5 separate regions of the Homo sapiens genome follow, and regions 2, 3, 4 and 5 are each linked to region 1. Evidence: chromatin contacts called from ENCODE Hi-C or POLR2A ChIA-PET data. All regions are on one chromosome and are shown on one strand. Each heading gives the region's core, a stretch centred on a gene start or an enhancer-like site at or near the end of the contact. The rest is flanking DNA. Distances are from core to core; before and after follow the strand shown.

Region 1 (3,437 bases), core at 559-3,058:
CACAGCTCATTGAGCATAGCTGACTTGCTAGCTATGGTCTGACACCTCCTGATTTCAGATCTGCCCTGAAAACAATTACATGAATATGCCCCTGCTACTCAGTATACTACTAGGCTTGGAGTCTGAAGTAGACCTCCAAACCCCATCCAATCAGGTAAGGGAGAAAAACGATAGCCCAACATTCCCTAGTGCTCATAATGTATTATTCCATTATTTCACTTTTTATCCCTTCTCTCACAGATAAGAAAAGAAAAAGCTCTACTTCTTTAGGGTTCTTGGACGTAGACTCTCCACAGTTCATCTGGGGTTGTTCATCTCCACTTCTTTTTGTATCCCAGGGCAACTTTCCTGCAGTTTCCCTAATGAGAATATTTTCCGGACTAGGCAAGGGGCGGCTTGCCCCGCCCCCTACTCTTCTCCCTGATCAGGAGCTGCGGCCAGCTACCTGGCGCCGGCCAAAGTCAGGGGAGCGGGGAGAGGCGGCGTCACCTCCTCCACGCTCCTCCGGCCCCATTCAATCTAGCTATTTGCACTCGGCTCTGGCTCTTTTCCGCCAGCTGCGGCTGTTCCAGAAGCGCCGGGCTGCCGGTCCTGGCCTCGGCAGGGGCCGTGCGGGACCGAGGGGTGGCGGCCGAGGCATGTGGGGCGGGTGGGTTGCGCGCTGCTGGCACGGCGCGGGGACCCAGCGCGCCAGGCGGGAAAGGGGGGCGGCGGCGGGCGGGGACCCAGACCCGGAGGGGCAGCGGGCGCGTAGCGGGCCCCAGGACGCCCGGCCAGGGGATTGGCCTCTGCACCGCTGCTCAGGGCGCGTCCCTTGCCGCCTCTGGCGTCGACTCAAGCCTCCTCCTCCGAGCAGCCCTCAGTGGCGCCGCCTTAGTGCTCTGGGTCGAGCCCCGGGAGGGTTAGCCTGGGGACGGCAGGGGCGTGACCGTGGCGCGGAAGTAGGTGAGCAGCAGGGCGGCGCGCGGCGGTCAGGCCGGGACAGCCAGAGGGGCAGCGACATCTGCGGGCGGGCGGGCGGGAGGCGGACGCTTCCCGGGCGGAGCAGGGCCCTCCGGAGGACGCAGGCCGCGTCGAGGCTGAAGGGCCTCCCTGTCCGGGACGGTCAGCTGCCAAGTTCGGGCCCTTAGCGCGTGGCCCCGGGCCGCGGCTCGGAGCGGAAGCGTCGCCCCTGGCTGCGCGCTCATGCTGGTCCTAGCGCAGAAGACCCGGCGAGGTCCGCGAATTTTGGCTTAGCGTTTGTCAAGTCACCTCGAGCGACTCGGAGAGAACCCGGCTTTCCCACTAGGGACGGTGATCGCAGTCTCTTTCCTTTAGAAAGTTACTCCGATACTTTTGATCATCTGTCCATAGTAAGGAGGAAAAATAGCGTGGTTTGTCCCCGGGTGAGGGAGTGTTGGAGGATCCCGTCCAGTGGGAAGAGCCAGTTTTAGCGGAGCAGCGCGTCCAGCCCGCTGACACTTCAGCCTGGTAAAGGGTTAACTGCATCCTGCCGGTTCGGTTTACATGTAAATAGAGAGCAGCTGCTCCGCGCGGCCCCGGCTGGCTCTTTTAAGTTTTTGATTGGTTGCCAATGACATCACCGCCCGTGTTTTAACACCGAGGACCCAGAGCAGCTTCGGATAAACCCTCCTTAAAGAGATGAGGCCACGCCTTCTTACCCGCCCCCTAGGCTGCCCATTGGTCGCGGGGCTCTGTGAGGTAGCGGTCGGCTTTCTCCGGATTCTTATTGGCCCAACCCGCCGTCGGTCGGCGGCGAGTCCGCCCCCTCAGAACCTTACATTTACAGTGTAGCAAAAGAGAAAGTAACTATGTTGCTGCTGGAGATCAATGAAGCCGAGTGAATGGGGGCTGAATGTGCGAGTCCATAGCTGAAGAGGAGCGCCAGATGGTGGAGGAATACACTTATTTATGAAGTAAGTGGAAGTCACCGCGACTACTCCTGAGAGCCCGGGACTGGAGGTGGAGGATTGTAAGGCGGTGCTTGTGTGAGTGTGAGTGTGTGTGTTTGTGTGTGTGTATCTGTGTGTGTGTGAGAGAGAGACAGAGACAGAAAGATAGAGATGCGATGCTGACGGAGGAGCTACAGCAGGTAGGGTTATAAGGTTCCGGCCGTTGGCTCCTGCTACCCTGTGCGTTTACTCCCTGCAGTCTACTTGGATTTGGGGCGAAGAAAAAATGAGGTTTGTTGGGATGCTTTGCGGCAGTTTTAAATGCTCGGGGCTCATTAGTGCGCTGTGTGCCGAGGAGTGAAGCGGGGGGCGGGGGGATGTTAAGTGCTCCAGGAATGGGGAAGAAGCATTCTCTAACCACTTAATTTTCTCTCCAGCTCTTGCCTAGTGGTGGAAGGGAGAGGGGATAGCTCAGTATTTCTCTGGGAGATTTTCTGGGCCAGACTGGATGGTTTCACGGGCAGTATGTACGCCCGACCCTCTGCTGCAGGGATGCAGGTCTCTCTATACACTCCGTGTGTGTGTGTGTGAGCCTTGAACTCTGTGTGGAGGTGGGGGTCCCAGCGCGTGTCTCTGTGAACACGCTTATGCGTCCCTCTCAGAAGAAATGGTATGTTGATCCTGGACGTGTCCTACCAGGTAACACAATAGCAAAGACTTTCACCGCTTGGTCCAACCGGGAAACAGTTATAGCTTCTGGAATAGAACTCGCTCTTCAGAAAAAATACTACGCAAGGGAAGGGGGGTTGACTCCTTCGCTCCCATCCAAAGGTGGGTGAGAGAAACCCGAGTCGTTGGAGATCTGCCGACGTGATGGGTGCGTGCCCCGTGTGCGCGCGTGAGTGTGGATTCCGCCTGTGACACTTTGGTTCTGTGTCAGAGAATGGTGACGGTCGTGTGTAGACGGATGAGAATGGTGACGGTCGTGTGTAGACGGATGATAGATGGCATTTTTCCTGATAGCTCTTAAAGTTCGTTTAGGTGAGCGTCTCTTGGCGTGGGGTTTGGCGTCTTTGCTATGTGCATGTCTAATAGAAGAAGAAGAGTTAGCAAGCCTGAGTTGTAGAGTGCCCCTGTGCCTACAGGAGGAAGGAGCTGTCTTTTTGCAGACACTCTGAAATCAGAGATAGATCCGGTGGGCAACAATTCACTGTCCCTTTCAACGAGTACAGGCTAATTGGGAGGTCCTCTTTACGGAATCAGTACTCTTGAAGGGGGGATATCTGTATGGGATTGAAACCTTATACAACGTGGCTGCCTCCCATTGAGAGAAGCTCTAGGATGCACAGTCTGTGCCAGCCAGGGAGATGAAGAGGGGAGGAGAGCCCAAGTTGTCCTTTCCAGGCAGGAATGAGGGCGGGGGCAGGTGAGAGAGCAAAGGGTGAGGGATTTGCCGGGGCTGGGGTTTCCAGGTTTCCAGATCTGGCTCCATGGCTTGAGATTTCGTTTTAGGACACCAGTTAGTAGTGAAAAGGGGAAATGCAG
Region 2 (3,437 bases), core at 260-2,759, 2.7 Mb before region 1:
GCTCTCTGAGGGTGTTAACTATCTAGTAATTCAGGCTCTGCTGGATACAGTGACAGAGCTCTATGAACCTCAACTAGAACTCAGGTCGGCCTCAGGTGAATATAAACACTGTATGTGAGTCACCTTGCAATTACAGCTGCCACCTGGAAGCAAATTTAAGCAGTAAGAACTACAAAACCAAATCCCTGTAAGATCCTGCATTGACCTTCCTCTTACTTCTTCCTGTCTGAGGATCCATAAACCTCAGGATTCTTTACTAATTTCTCATCAGCATCATTTTTTATTGTATTTCCAAATTTAAAAACAACTGTCTCCAAAGGCCTCAAAATTACTTTCAGTTATTACTATAATAAATATCAGCGATGTATGATGTATTAATTAGAAACTAAGGTGTTTTTTTTCCCCTCCCCACAGGAAAACTACTTCAGAGAAAGACTTTAAATTTCTGAGAAAATCTTTATACATATTGAGTATAGATGCTATCAACCACATACATGAAAATAATTGTTTGGGGATAATGCACACCATTTGCCAATGATTAAGATTCAGCCCAGTCTTTGTTGCTGCATTTCTACATTCACATAAATTGGTAAGTCATGATGACACAGAAGGCTCACATGCCACGTAAAAATTTCAAGCCTGGATCTGAATGGGTGCCTGAATCCTTCTCAGAATGCATATTTTGGAGGCAACTGTTTGGTTTATGTTACTGCTCCCTAAACTGGGCAGTGACTCAAGAGGCAGCTGGAAGAGAGAAGGAGGTGCTGGGCAAGTGCTAAAAAAGAGTGAAGCCTCAACAGCAGAGTCCCTCCCCTTCTCTACACACCACACAGCCTTTTTGTGACTTCTTGTCCCCATAAGATATGCTCCTCTAGACTAACTCCCCTTCCCAGGGTGGAGCAGAGTCTCACCGGCTCATTATCTCACAGCTCCCGGGATGGCCCCGGGTACAGCAACTGTGTGGCACTTGGCTGTGGAAATTCAAGTTTTTCCACCCTAAAACAAGTAGGTTGTGAAACCCGATTTCGGTCCTGGTTACCATTGAGAGGGGCCTACCACAGCCCTGTGCCTGGAAGTTCCTGCCTGTCGAAGCTCCTAGCCCCCTGCCCCATCCTCACCTTCTGCACCTGATGGAGAAGGTGCAGTCCCTCCGCGCACCTTACATGCCCATGCCACACTGGTGGACTCACGCACGCACGCCAACTCTGCCATCCCATGCACGCCCGGCTTCGGAGGGCGGCTACGAACTTACTGCTCGTCGAGCCAGCCGAGCCAGGGCGCAAGGGGAAAGGCCCGAGCGGGGCCGGGGATAGGATCGGATAGGAGTCGGGGTCGTGGATGGGGTCGGGGCGGACCCCGCCGGCCCGCTGGCCTCCCTCCCCTGACCCCCGGGACAGCCCCCGATGCACGTGCTGGGTGACAGGCCCCCTATAGGTTCCATACCTGCCACCGGAAGTGAGTGAGGAGGGCAGTATAGGCATTTCCTGTGACGCGAGCGCCTGGACTCCATTAGGCAGCAGCTGGGGGAAGAATCAACACACCAGGGAGCAGAGCGGAGCGGATCCGAGGACAGAGGCGGCAGCTGCCTCCGCTGCCGCCCGCCGCCGCCGCCGCCGCAGCCACTGCCGGGGCTCAGCCCAGCGGCGGGCCCCGCGCCCCCGCAGCCGCCCCGCGGCGCCCCCCGGCGCGACCCCCGGGCCGCGCACCCCGAGCTGCCTCCGGGAGGGGGGGGGGAAAGGGCCCGGATCCTCCTTCTCCCCCTCCTCCTCCTCCCCCTCCTCTCACCCTCACCCTCACCCTCCTACCCTGACCCCCTCCCCGCCTCCCCGGCCCCCCTCACCCCGACCCTCTCCCCGGCCCCCGCCTCCCCTCCCCCGCCTCGCCCCACCGGCTTCCCACCACGGCCTCTCTCGGCGAGGAAACTCTGGCCTCCGCTTCCTCCTCCTCCGACTCGGACACCGGCGGAGCCTCCCCGCCCCCGCGGAAGAAACCCCGAGCCTCGGCGGCGGAGGGAGTAGGAGAGCCCGGGGCTTCGGCAGGCAGAGCAGGCCTCTCCCCTCCGTCCTCGTCGTCCTCGTCCTCCTCCTCCTCCTCCTCCTCCGTGGTGGTAGTGGTGGGACTTCCCCCGGCTGCTGCCCCTCCCGCCGCCGCTGCTGTCCCCCACCGAAGTAGCGGCCACAGCCTGGTCAGCGGCAGCATCATGCAGGCCAATGGGGCAGGAGGAGGAGGAGGAGGTGGCGGCGGCGGCGGTGGAGGAGGAGGGGGCGGCGGGGGCCAGGGACAGACCCCGGAACTCGCCTGCTTGTCGGCCCAGAACGGGGAGTCGTCCCCCTCGTCGTCGTCGTCCGCGGGGGACCTGGCCCACGCCAATGGGCTCCTGCCTTCCGCCCCCTCCGCCGCCAGCAACAATAGCAACAGCCTGAATGTCAATAACGGGGTTCCCGGCGGGGCGGCCGCCGCATCCTCAGCCACCGTCGCAGCTGCCTCCGCCACCACCGCCGCCTCCTCTTCCTTGGCCACCCCAGAACTGGGCAGCAGCCTCAAGAAGAAGAAGCGGCTCTCCCAGTCAGATGAGGATGTCATTAGGCTAATAGGACAGCACTTGAATGGCTTAGGGCTCAAGTAAGTATCCCTTACCGCCAGCTGGTGATGGACAGACCGAGGGACGGAGGCTCCAGGGGGGTAGGGGAAGGGGCGGAGGGGGGAGGGGGGCTTGAAAGAGCTCGGTCAAAGAGAATGAGTGCTGGGCACGCAGGACCCAGTACACAGGAGGACGCGGCTCAGGGCGACCGGGGAGGAGGAGCGGACCTGAAAGGAAATAGGGGAAAATCAATCAGTCTGACAAATTGTGAGACGAGACAGGCGTTGAGGGGTTAGGAAGGGTTAGGAGAAACCCAAAGAATGACTTCTCCCCACGCACCTTCAGAGCTTAATTGTCTGTCAATAAAGACAGATGCGGGAGTGTGTTTCTGTATGTGTTGGGGGAGGGGTGGATTAGAGCTGGTGGAAATAATGAACCTTGGAGGATTTGTTTTTCAAGTGTATCTTGGAGGCATCTTTGTGGGACACCTCCCCACCCCCAACCGTGGCAGACAACAACCCAAGCAAACTACCAATCAGGAAAGACAATCACCTACAAGTGTTTATGGGAACGGAGGGGCTGGGATCATTTGGAAAGAGGTTGTTGAATAAATCTGATGCGAATAATGAAGATACAGTGTTGATGTCGTTTAAAGGCCCTTGTGTGTGTGTACAAGAGGCCTAACCCTAACTAGTCTGAAATCTCAGTTTAATACCAAGAAGATGATCGCCTCTGAAAAGGGGACATCTGATCTGGTGAACCATTTGTTTTCAAATACAATTTAGGTGGCCTTGTATACCTAACATAGGGTGAAGGTAGACAGCGACCTTGGACAAAAACCACCGTTTTGTATACA
Region 3 (3,437 bases), core at 662-3,161, 2.6 Mb after region 1:
GATTTAAATATATAGGAATCACATTATACTCGCATACTTGGCAGAATTCTTTGAATAAATTCTTGGTTCAAAGTACAAAGGAAAAAATACATACATACATGACTCTGAATTTTAGAGACATACCCTTACAGGTTATAAAAATGTAATCTGAAATTCAAAAAAAGGATAATTATTTTAAGCAAAGAGGTCCAGGGGAAAAAAGAACATAGTCTAGGAGTTCTTCCTAAAGATAATGAGAATTGATTATGAGAAAGGGTACAGTGTTGGGGAATTTCTGGGTACTTATAAATGAACACTCTTGGAGCCCTAAATAGTACTACCAGTCTCCTAGTTATTAAGTACCGCTGTCATCTTACACACGTCACCTTCTAAATATATGCCGTCTTTCCCTTTAAACACTATTGGACCTCTTCTTCCCTATCTCCAAAACAATATATCCTAGTTCAAACTTTTTCACCTTACCCCACCAAAGCCCTGAGTTTGAGGTCGGAGAGCTTTGGGTTCTAATCCCAAATCCGCCACTACTCACAGTAACAGCTAAGAGACCTTGGCCAAGCTGCTGAACCTGTCTGGCCTCATTTTCAAAATAAAGAGAATACCTCCCACAATTGCCCTTTTCCAGGTCTCTGCCCAGTACCTTTCCAATTCCCTTCCAATCACCGTCCCATTTAAGCCTACCCGTCTCGGCTCAAAGACCACTTTCTTCGAAAAGTCTGACAAGCTTTTCATCTTCCAAATGCCTTAATAATGCCTAACCACATTTTTTTCTCTTACAATTCACTTGGCAGGAAACCATGCACCGTCTTGTGATCTTCCATGCACTGCTGACTCAAACTAATTGGATTGTTTTTGTTTTTAACTTTAGGTAGGCCCCCTGAGGACACCGGCTGCATCTCATTTCTTTAAAAAACATTTCCTGAGAGCTTACCCTGGGCCAAGCACTGGGGGTGCAAAGGTTGACACAAGGGCCCTTACTCTCATAATCCAGTGGGAAGTTCACAATCCAGTGGGGAAGACAGACAAAAGTGATTACAGATGAGTGTTAAGTAACGATACAGCATTAAGCACACGTTACTAAGGGCAGGTAGTGGAAGATGCCTGTCCCTGGGGGTCCTGCCCCTGTAGTCTATCTTGGAAGTTTAATGACACAGGCGGGAAAGGGAAAGGAAGGAAAGAGAAGCAGCAAAAAGGAAAGTGAGAGAAAGCACTCCAGCCATGGCACAGTGGCTTACAGAAAAGAGATAATCTGTAAACAGTATCTAAGTTAACTGTGAATCTCAATTGTCTACATTAGTATGGGAGCCTGGAAAAAGCAATGGGCAATTACGACTGAAAAATCACTAGTAGCTGATAATGAAAAACACTAAATAATTTCCCTCTAGCAGAAGACTTACCTTACTAACTTGCTCTGTTTAAACTTGGGGCGAGGAATGGGGAGGTGTGTTGTGGGGATGGAGGGCTGGCTGAGCGGCGGGACACAAGGCCCCAAAGCGAGGGTGGTGGACCAGTGACCGCCCGATAGAAAGAGGAAGACTAACGGGGGAGGCTGGGGGCAGGTGGCGCTGCCCGTGCATCTACAGCCGGGGCTGGCGACGGGGGAGCCACCCACTGGGCCCTATTTGGGCCCGGCGACACCTCCACTTGGGCAATACTGGGGTAACCGAGGGGAGGATGTTTCCCGAGCTGTAGAAAACCAGGACGTAAAATTGAAATCCACCTGAGCCATGCAGGAAGATCAGAGAGGCGCTATGCCTCCCTGCCGGCGACACGATACAGCGCTGCAGAACCGACCCCGACGCAGCCGCCATCGCTGATGCCACTGCCAGTCATGCGGTTCCGCCCCTGCGTTGCCGCGCGGGGCCGCGCACGCAAATACGCAGGCACGCGCGGGAGCACGCCCGGGAGCGCGCATGCGCAGCGCTGCTGGCCCGCTCTCTGAGGAGCTTTCAATACTTTGGGGTCAAGTTTGAGGCAGTTGTAACTGTACTGAGTTTAGTTTTGCTAATAATGGTATTCTACGTGTGTCAGCCTCGTGTGGACTTCTGTAATGACTAATGGATATGTTTATATCCTGAGCATTTGCTGTAGGAATTTTAAATGCAATCCCAAAACTCAAGATTACCTTATTTGGAGAAATATTCGTGTTACTATGTTTAAAATTTAATAGAACCATATTTTACCTTTCACTTTGGGACTCGCACAGGATGTTTGCAGCTCTTGATATACAGGGTAAGCGAAGCATATAATAATAAGTTCTCTTCGTGTCTCTTATTTTTAATAAATAGTTTACAAAGCAAATCTAATTTAATGAGATTCTGCTTTATATACCCATTAGAATGGCTCTTATCAAAAAAACAGAAAATAAGTATTAGTAAAGATGTGTAGAAATTAGAAACCTTGTGCATAGCTGATCAGAATGTAAAATGATGTTGCGGCAATAGAAATAATTTGGTGGCTCCTCAACAAGTTAAACATTGACTTAGCATAGGTACTAGCAGTTCCACTTCTAGGTATATACCCAAAAGAGATGAAAGCAGGGACTCAAACAAATACTTGTACTTCAGTGTTCTGTAGCAGCATTATTCACAAGTACCAAAAAGTGGAAACAACTCAAATGTTCATCTACAGATGGAGAGATAAACCAAATGTGCTATGTACATATTGGAATGGAATATTATTCAGCCTGTAAAAAGAATGTGATTCGGATACATGCTACAACATGGATGAACCTTGAAAACATTATGCCGAGTGAAGCCAGACACAAAAGGACAAATAATTGTATGATTCCACTTACATGAGATATCTAGAATTGGCAAATGCATAGGGACAGAAAGTGAAATTAGAGGTTACCAGGGACTAAGGGAAGAGGGAGTTGGGAGGTTGTTGTTTAATGAGTACAAGAGTTTCTGCTTAGATAGTGAAACATTTTTAAAAATGGACAGTGATGATGGTTGTACAACAGTGTTAATAACTGCCAGTGAACTATACACCTAGTAAATTTTATGTGTATTTTACCATAATTTTAAAAATACTAAGAAATGGAATTATTTCCTGTATAAAGTCCAAAACATAGGTATCTTTTAATACTGAAGGCAGTGGCCCCAGCAGGTTGCTCTTGCCTCATGTAAAATTCAACAAAATAACCCAGTAAAAGCTTAAGTACCATTAAACACTGGCCTTCCATTCATTGTAGTCTGCATTACATTTTAGCAATTACAACTTACCTTTTATTTGTTCCAGGTAATCACCCTACTTACAGGTAAGTAAACTGTTTACTATCAACATTAGTTGCCAAAATCAGCTCTAAGCTATCATGGTGTTATATTAATAACAATACCATCAACAAGAATGGTCCTACATGCCATTAGTTAACCAAATCAAAAAGAAATTCTGAGTCATTTCTCCAAAGCCCATAGATCTGCAGCAGAGAGTTGTAT
Region 4 (3,437 bases), core at 468-2,967, 2.3 Mb after region 1:
ACCCTGAACCACTGGGTTACCTAAGTTGGTCTCCTCATATTAGAGTCTCAAATTAATATCTGGAATATATTCATGAAGGGGAAAAATCATTGAAAATTATCACTAGTATGTGCCAAAATGTTACACACATTGCAAAACCATATTGCAATTCCCTCCAACAATTTCTCCAGAAGAATAAAGCTGCATCATTGTAAGTGATGCTTGGTATATCCAATGAGTGTTTTGTTTACATTTGACCAAATATCAGTAACCAAAGATATAATAAAACACATGTAAAAGATAAATATGTACTAGTTTTTACTGGAAGATAGGACATGAAATATGCATTTTCTTCTGAACTATATTCATTCTTTTTTGTCAGGTTTTGGCTGTCCACATACTTACACATCTTCTCCCTTCATTCCTTCATGCATCTTTAACTCCACCATCTCCTTAGAAAAAGACATTAATACGAAAACAATGAGTCTAATTCAATTCTAAGGATTTCATTCTTAGAATCTGAGATTCTAATGAATCTAATTTACCGTAAGTTTAAAATGTATTGTTGGTTTCTCTAATAATGAAAGAGCTGGGGGCTATTATACACCATGAGAGAGTACAGTACAAGTCTTCCCACTACATGTAGTTCTCCCTCTCTCTCATAAATTGCCCAATTTGTAGAAGATCTGTATGAGGTAATTTTACATATCTTACCTCTTCTACATTTATAAAGCTGGTTTTGGTTATTCTCTTTTATAACGTAGAAAATCAATTTAGAGACACTAATTTTCCCAGAGTCACACAGTTCATGCCTGACAGAGGTGGAATTCAAACTCAAATCTGTCTGACTTCAAAGTCAACGTTCATTCGGAAAAGAGGCTTCTGTGTGACATGGATCTCAGAGAAGCAAGAGTATGTTAGTCTTGGTGGGTAATGGCAAGAGAAAAAAACTTCCTGTTGTGTGTTTCTAGAACTTCAAATTTCACCCCTTTCACTGACATGGCGAACCCTGCCAAATACCACCAGCTCACATGCCATTTCTTCCTTTTTTATGTTTTTACATTTCTATTCTTTTATTCTGCTTTGTGTAAAAATTACTTGCTTTGATGGCTTTTCCCTCAAGACATGGTGTGTACATTGAGGGCAAAGATTGTTACCTTACGCATTTCTCATTCAGCGCAAAGCCTAGTTCTGTGCACAAAAGTAAGTGCATAATAAATGTTCATAATGAAACAGGAGCTCTGCGTGAGAGCGAGGACCCAGCACTGAAGCACCTCTCAGGTCCTGTGACATCTGTATTAGAATTAAAGCTAGAAGGAACCATTTTCTTGGCATTGCAGTTTAGTCTGCCCCAGCCAAACATAGAAAGCTGTCATGTGAATATTTTTGAACCTCAAAAACAATTTTGGTTTAAGTCTGGGTGGGGGAGGAGGAGAATGGTGGCTCTTATTTCTCCCACACCAGTCCACCCATCTCATATTAGAACATGTAATTCCAACAGTGCTGACTGTCATAAAATTTGTGAACGGAGTGTCCTCTGAACACTGTTTGGTACACACATGGCCTCTTTAAGAAGCTTACTTGTAACTTATAATTAAATTAAAGAACCAGCAGCTGCTGAAAAAAAAAGTATAGCCTAGAGGCCATGTTTATGAGTTTCTCAGGCAAGAGGTAGTCATGTCAGAACTACTATTGTTATGAGTCTGAATGTTTCCAGTGAAATCTTTGCACGAATCATTTGCTTAGTACTAGTCATCCAGTCATGCCTCTTGATTTCAGCCCACTATTTCCTCTTGGAACTGGCAAAAACAACTCTACAAAGGAAAACATTTTATAAGAAAAATCATAGCCTTCTGCTTTTTAAACCATAGATGACCTGGACTCTATGACCAGTTCACAGGGGTGCTGCCTCTGGTTCCAATGGCCGGGGAAGAAAGACTACAACAAACACCAAGCCCTGAAAGCAGAAACCCTGGATTCTCTTTTCTTTGTTTCCTTAATAAAGGATTTTAATACAGTGTAGGTAGGAGATAACTGCCCTGGTTTATACAGGACTGCCCTGCTTTTAGCACTGACAGTCTCACGTCATGGGAAACCCCTCATTCTTGGTCAAATTGGGACAGTTGGTCATCCCAGCATTAGGGGCCTTTCCATGCTGTTAACCAAGCATCAAACATTCTGGGATCAGTTTATGATTTAGAAAGTTTTGAACCATAATACCCAAATCACACATCGGTGGTCAAGTCCCAGTAAATTATACTATAAAGAAGTCATAGAATCTCCAAATAGTCCTTAAATATCTTTTACTACAGAGCTTCCAATCTGGTGTTCCCAGTGGTAGATGTGAACACATTGTGCTACTAATCCAGGTGTGTCAAGGTATTGATCCCCCAGCCCTATTTTGGCTGGGCAGAATCTGGGGTACCTCGAGCCCTCAGTCACTTTTCCCTAGCCATGAGCTACCTTATCTATCTCTTTAGACCAGTGAGCACTACTAAATAATATCATTTTCCATATGTGCCATAATAAGAAAAAAATTTGGAAAGTAGTGCTCAGATCTAAGACACTCATTTTATAGGCAAAACCTAACTTCATTTCTATTAAATACAGGCTGTATGAAGCTGAGGCAAGATTGCGTTCAATTTATCTTGTGTTCAACAGTCTTCAAGGTGATTTAGATCACTGCCTGGGAAAGCTAATGTAGTACAGCATGAGTGGTAAGTGACAAAACTCAGCAAGCTAAACTTGCATTGAAGGCACGTGGCTGGCTAAACGAGGAGAAGAAAATAGACATTTATCTGAATAATATCGATAGAAATTCCCATGTTGCTTCACTTATCTATGTTTTTAGTAAACATACCATTTAAATCTCAATTACCTTTGAGTTTGAGTTAACCTGATGTTTCATTTCTACTCTTAATTTTGACTTTGGACGTATGCAGAGTTATTATTTAAAAAATCAAGATATCCAGAAAGTAAAGGCAGCTAAGTAAGAATTATAGACTTAAAATCCAGGTTTCCAAGATAAACAAGCATTTACACCTCCTCTTAATTATTCCATAAAGATTTACTCAAGTTCAAAATGGAGAAAAGATACAGAGTGAAAGGCAACATGCAAATAAAAGTCTACAGGCTTGAAGGTATTAGAGTTCTAAATTCCCATTCCCCTTGCTAGTCTTCATAGGCAGTGAGTCGAGAAGGGACAGATTCTGTGTATAAAGCTGGGCCTTTACAGATCCGAACTTTACATTGTGCCAAATTTGAAGCCTGCCCAACTTCTGGCTCTTCGATTGCTTAATACATTAGTGGACTTGTTCCAGTTCCCAGTGGTCGGAGTTCCACATCACACAGTCCCTGTCCCATCTGGTGCTAATTGGCACCCTTGTTGGTAGTTTCCAAAAGCAGAACAGGAAAAATAAAAGGGACTATCTTTCTATCCTTAGAAGTTAGAAGCTTAG
Region 5 (3,437 bases), core at 533-3,032, 2.1 Mb before region 1:
GACCACCATATTTAAAGTTGCACCTGTACACCTTATCCCCTTCTCTTACCTTATTCTATTTTTTTCACAATAACTACACTTGTCTTTTGAACTTTTTGTTCATTGATGTATCCCTAGGACTTAGAAGAATATCTACCAAGTGGCAGGTATTTAATAAATATTTACTGAATGAGGGATGAATTTATTTTGCTTAACTCAGTATAACCCTCTTAAGAAAACAAGACTATAAACCAGATTTTTTGAGAACGTTAAATTCTTTTTTTTTTTTTCAGATGGAGTTTCACTCTCGTTGCCCAGGCTGAAGTGCAGTGGGGTGATCTCTGCTCATTGCAACCTCCGCTTCCCAGGTTCAAGAGATTCTCCTGCCTCAGCCTCCCGAGTAGCTGGCATTACAGGCATGCGCCACCATGCCCGGCTAATTTTTATATTTTTAGTAGAGACAAGGGTTTCACCACGTGGCCAGGCTGGTCTCGAACTCCTGACCTCAGGTGATCTGCCCGCCTCGGCCTCCCAAAGTGCTGGGATTACAGGCGTGAGCCACTGCGCCCGGGCGAGAACGTTAAATTCTAGTTGAATTAACCGTAATTTAGTATTTCCAGATACAGTATCTGGGATGGTGCAATAGGGAGTTCGATGGAGATTCTGGTAAGGGATATGGTGGGCTAAGAAAGAATTGTCTGTTCTTGATACTAGATAAACCCAGGGGATTTACCCCACTTCAGGTTCTAGAATCATGTATAAAGGCAGAGAAAAGTGATTCTGAGTGAACTTGCACTGACAACTTACTAGAACAAAGCTTCCTGGAGTTAGGGTTCCCGCAGTATGTGTCTCTCTGGAAGGTGGAATAAAAGCCTGAACCCGCTCTGCTACTCTTTGGAAGGCAGCCCTGCCATTTCCCTAGGCCTTGGCCTCCCTCCCTGGAAAAGGATGGTATCCACCGGCTCCCCGTATCGGAGGCTGTTTGCAGGGTGTTCCCAGCACCCCCCAGGGAAGCTCCTCAGAATGCTGCCTGACACATTTTTACAAAATTTATTTTTATTGTGGTAAAACATACACAACATAAAAGTTATCCCTTTATCCAGTTTGCGGTGTACGTTTGTTAACCTTACAGCAAGTAACACATGAGTTTTAAATTAGAATTTGGACAACGGCAAATGAGATGAAAGGCGAACAATCCGAAAGCCGGATCACTGAGGAGCTCTGGGAACGCGCCGCGAGCTGAAGCCACACGGGGAACTCCATTTTGTCGGGACAGGGTCGGTCCTGGCCGCCTCCAGGGAGTCGGGTAGTTTCCGCGGCGTGGCCCGGGCCTCCCCTGAAGTCCGTCCGCCTCTCTCCGCCTGGCCCAGCGGCGCGGCCGCCGGAGGACTCTGTCCACGCGCCCAACGTCGGGCGCCCTGTTCTGAAGGCAAAGGGTCCCCTGCCTCGCACGACTCGGAGCCGCCGAGGAGGTGACGGCGGCAGCCCTGGGGCGGCTCGGTGCCATTCACTACCATCCTGTTTTCCTGAGGCGCGGCCTTCCAATTGCCCCGGCTCCGCTAGGAGGCGCGCGCTCCAGCCGCTCCGCCGCGCGGCCCCGACCGCACTTCAGTCCGGGGCGAAGAAAGAAAAGGCGGCCGGCTCCCGCCGCTCCCCGTCTACCCAGCCGGGCCCGCGCAGGCGCGCGCAGCTCCCGTTCCCGCGGCCGCCCCTCCCCCAGGCCGCCGGGCGCGCCGCGGGCGGGGTCGGCGCGGGGGGCGGAGCCGGCACGGGCTCGGCTGGGGCCCGACCCGGGATTAGTTGGTTTCGGAGCGGAGGAGGGAGCCCCGACCGTCACGAGCGTCGAAGAGACAAAGCCGCGTCAGGGGGCCCGGCCGGGGCGGGGGAGCCCGGGGCTTGTTGGTGCCCCAGCCCGCGCGGAGGGCCCTTCGGACCCGCGCGCCGCCGCTGCCGCCGCCGCCGCCTCGCAACAGGTCCGGGCGGCCTCGCTCTCCGCTCCCCTCCCCCGCATCCGCGACCCTCCGGGGCACCTCAGCTCGGCCGGGGCCGCAGTCTGGCCACCCGCTTCCATGCGGTTCGGGTCCAAGATGATGCCGGTAAGTGGGCGAGCGGCCAGGGCGTCGGGCCCGGAAGTGTGCGGGGTCGCGTGCCGGGGGCTGGTCCGCGCCCTCGGGCGCGTCGGGGAAGGAGCCTGGGGGCCGCAGCCCGCGCGGAGGGGCCGGGGCTTTCCGAGCTTCGAGCGGGTTTCAGGAAGGGGAGGCTCCATCCTCTGGGCTCTGCGCCCACAGCCGTCGTGGGGGCGCGGCGAGACCCTAACCTCGAGGCGGGTTCCTCCAGCTGCTCCGGAGTCAGGCGAGCCGCCCGCGAGCCCAGCAGCCACTCAAACTTTTCGTCTTTCACTGGGTCTTGACTTTTTTGCAGTTCTTGAAGGTCAAGAATACGGGAACCGGGGACCTTGTTCTTTGCTGTGTCTTTTTACTTTTTACTGGAGTGAAACATACGTTACTGGAACGGGTACCTTTGCTTTGTTTTTAATTGAATTTCGATCTTGATATCCACAGTAGCAGCTAAGTCACCCTTACCTCTTTGTGGAAAGGGGTTTTGGTAAATGCAATCTCGGAAGTTTTAGATTGCAGGAAAGCGTACGTGCCTGGCTCCCTTCGTTTCCCACAGCTTTTAGCAAGACCTCCGGAGAGGATTAGTGCCTTCTTTAGGAGCTCCGCAGGCTTTTGACACGGCCACCAGGCCACAGATGAACAGCAGGTTTGAGACATTTCAGAAATGTCTCTGTCATTCAGCGATCGCGGAATGGAGGTTTGCGGTGTGTTGCGGTGGCTTCTGCAGACTTCAGTAGCGAGTTTCTTCGTGGAAGTTGTATTTGCACCTCTCCCACTGAAGTGGGGACATCTTGCAGGCATCCTATGCTTGTGGCTCCATTTGTTCAGACAAAGAAACAAAAAGCTTTTACTTTTATGAAGTCTGTGGAATGGAGTGATGACAAAGTTTGCAGTCATACATACAGAGTATAATATGCTGTTCCCTGGCCCCCTGCTTGTGTCATGGAGGGCGTCCCAAACTCTCACTGGGTCGACTTAACAATTCACTAGAATTAGTAATTGGGTTTAGAGGGTTTGGGATATTTTGTCCTGCCAGGATTCAAGGAATTTGAAAGTATTAATAGCATTATGCATCTTATTTTAGTTTAATGCCTGGTTATGAAATCAGGTTTGTAGTGTGAATACCCAATATTGAAATAATGGACCATAGATAAGGGTGATGGATTTTGCTGTTAAGATTTTTATTTCCTGGATTTACATTTCTTTGTGTTGAAGTAACTTGTACGGATTGTCTGTGAATTTTTCCTAACAGTAGGAGCAAGAGAAACACGTATCAGTTGTTGCTATATGGTTTCTTCCTTGTTTTTTGTCAAGGTATCCTTTGGAGATACCCTACCAAGG

What was found. Hi-C counts contacts between places; a loop is a spot of excess contacts on that map. ChIA-PET counts read pairs that join two places held with the same protein, here RNA polymerase II (POLR2A). Pooled maps may share reads with other maps.
Region 2: a map of CD4-positive, alpha-beta memory T cell shows a loop between it and region 1 (6-fold over the local background). The contact joins the promoter of WDR26 here to the promoter of DUSP10 in region 1. A Hi-C loop is called at or near these places in 1 of 168 maps with a recorded cell type or tissue (CD4-positive, alpha-beta memory T cell), 1 of 37 single-sample maps with no recorded cell type and 9 of 50 pooled maps.
Region 3: a map of CD8-positive, alpha-beta T cell shows a loop between it and region 1 (14-fold over the local background). The contact joins the promoter of LYPLAL1-DT here to the promoter of DUSP10 in region 1. A Hi-C loop is called at or near these places in 2 of 168 maps with a recorded cell type or tissue (CD8-positive, alpha-beta T cell and ascending aorta), 2 of 37 single-sample maps with no recorded cell type and 9 of 50 pooled maps.
Region 4: a loop to region 1 is called in a map with no recorded cell type, with 7 times the contacts of the local background. The contact joins the enhancer-like site here to the promoter of DUSP10 in region 1. A Hi-C loop is called at or near these places in 2 of 37 single-sample maps with no recorded cell type and 2 of 50 pooled maps.
Region 5: a map of naive thymus-derived CD4-positive, alpha-beta T cell shows a loop between it and region 1 (9-fold over the local background). The contact joins the promoter of TP53BP2 here to the promoter of DUSP10 in region 1. A Hi-C loop is called at or near these places in 1 of 168 maps with a recorded cell type or tissue (naive thymus-derived CD4-positive, alpha-beta T cell), 1 of 37 single-sample maps with no recorded cell type and 9 of 50 pooled maps. POLR2A ChIA-PET finds 5 or more read pairs at or near these places in 2 of 52 experiments (CD4-positive, alpha-beta T cell and OCI-LY7).

Annotation. Positions count from the first base shown.
Region 1 is chr1:221,740,460-221,743,896 of GRCh38, reverse strand. It overlaps DUSP10 (dual specificity phosphatase 10), which reads left to right and starts at 1,808. Exons shown (of 4, transcript NM_007207.6): 1 at 1,808-1,916. RefSeq lists silencers at 572-1,051, 2,772-2,821 and enhancers at 825-1,462, 1,272-1,471, 1,802-1,991, 1,463-2,100, 2,101-2,738 and 1 more.
Region 2 is chr1:224,432,869-224,436,305 of GRCh38, reverse strand. WDR26 (WD repeat domain 26) reads left to right here and starts at 1,509. Exons shown (of 14, transcript NM_001379403.1): 1 at 1,509-2,622. The coding sequence starts at 1,901. It also overlaps a transcript of CNIH3 not described here. RefSeq lists an enhancer at 601-790 and a silencer at 1,131-1,530.
Region 3 is chr1:219,172,262-219,175,698 of GRCh38, reverse strand. It overlaps LYPLAL1-DT (LYPLAL1 divergent transcript), which reads left to right and starts at 1,911. Exons shown (of 5, transcript NR_038845.1): 1 at 1,911-2,229. LYPLAL1 (lysophospholipase like 1) reads right to left here and starts at 1,821. Exons shown (of 5, transcript NM_138794.5): 1 at 1,718-1,821. The coding sequence starts at 1,808. RefSeq lists enhancers at 1,531-1,860, 1,941-1,990.
Region 4 is chr1:219,463,696-219,467,132 of GRCh38, reverse strand. The region is part of intron 2 of LYPLAL1-AS1 (LYPLAL1 antisense RNA 1); the gene reads left to right. Among named protein-coding and RNA genes, the nearest start is that of LYPLAL1-AS1, 92 kb to the left of the region's middle. Within about 2 kb of position 1,717, at least 2 of the 41 ENCODE cell types and tissues checked have a DNase peak (open chromatin) inside an H3K27ac peak, as active enhancers do.
Region 5 is chr1:223,844,292-223,847,728 of GRCh38, reverse strand. TP53BP2 (tumor protein p53 binding protein 2) reads left to right here and starts at 1,782. Exons shown (of 18, transcript NM_001031685.3): 1 at 1,782-2,075. The coding sequence starts at 2,049. RefSeq lists a silencer at 1,645-1,954.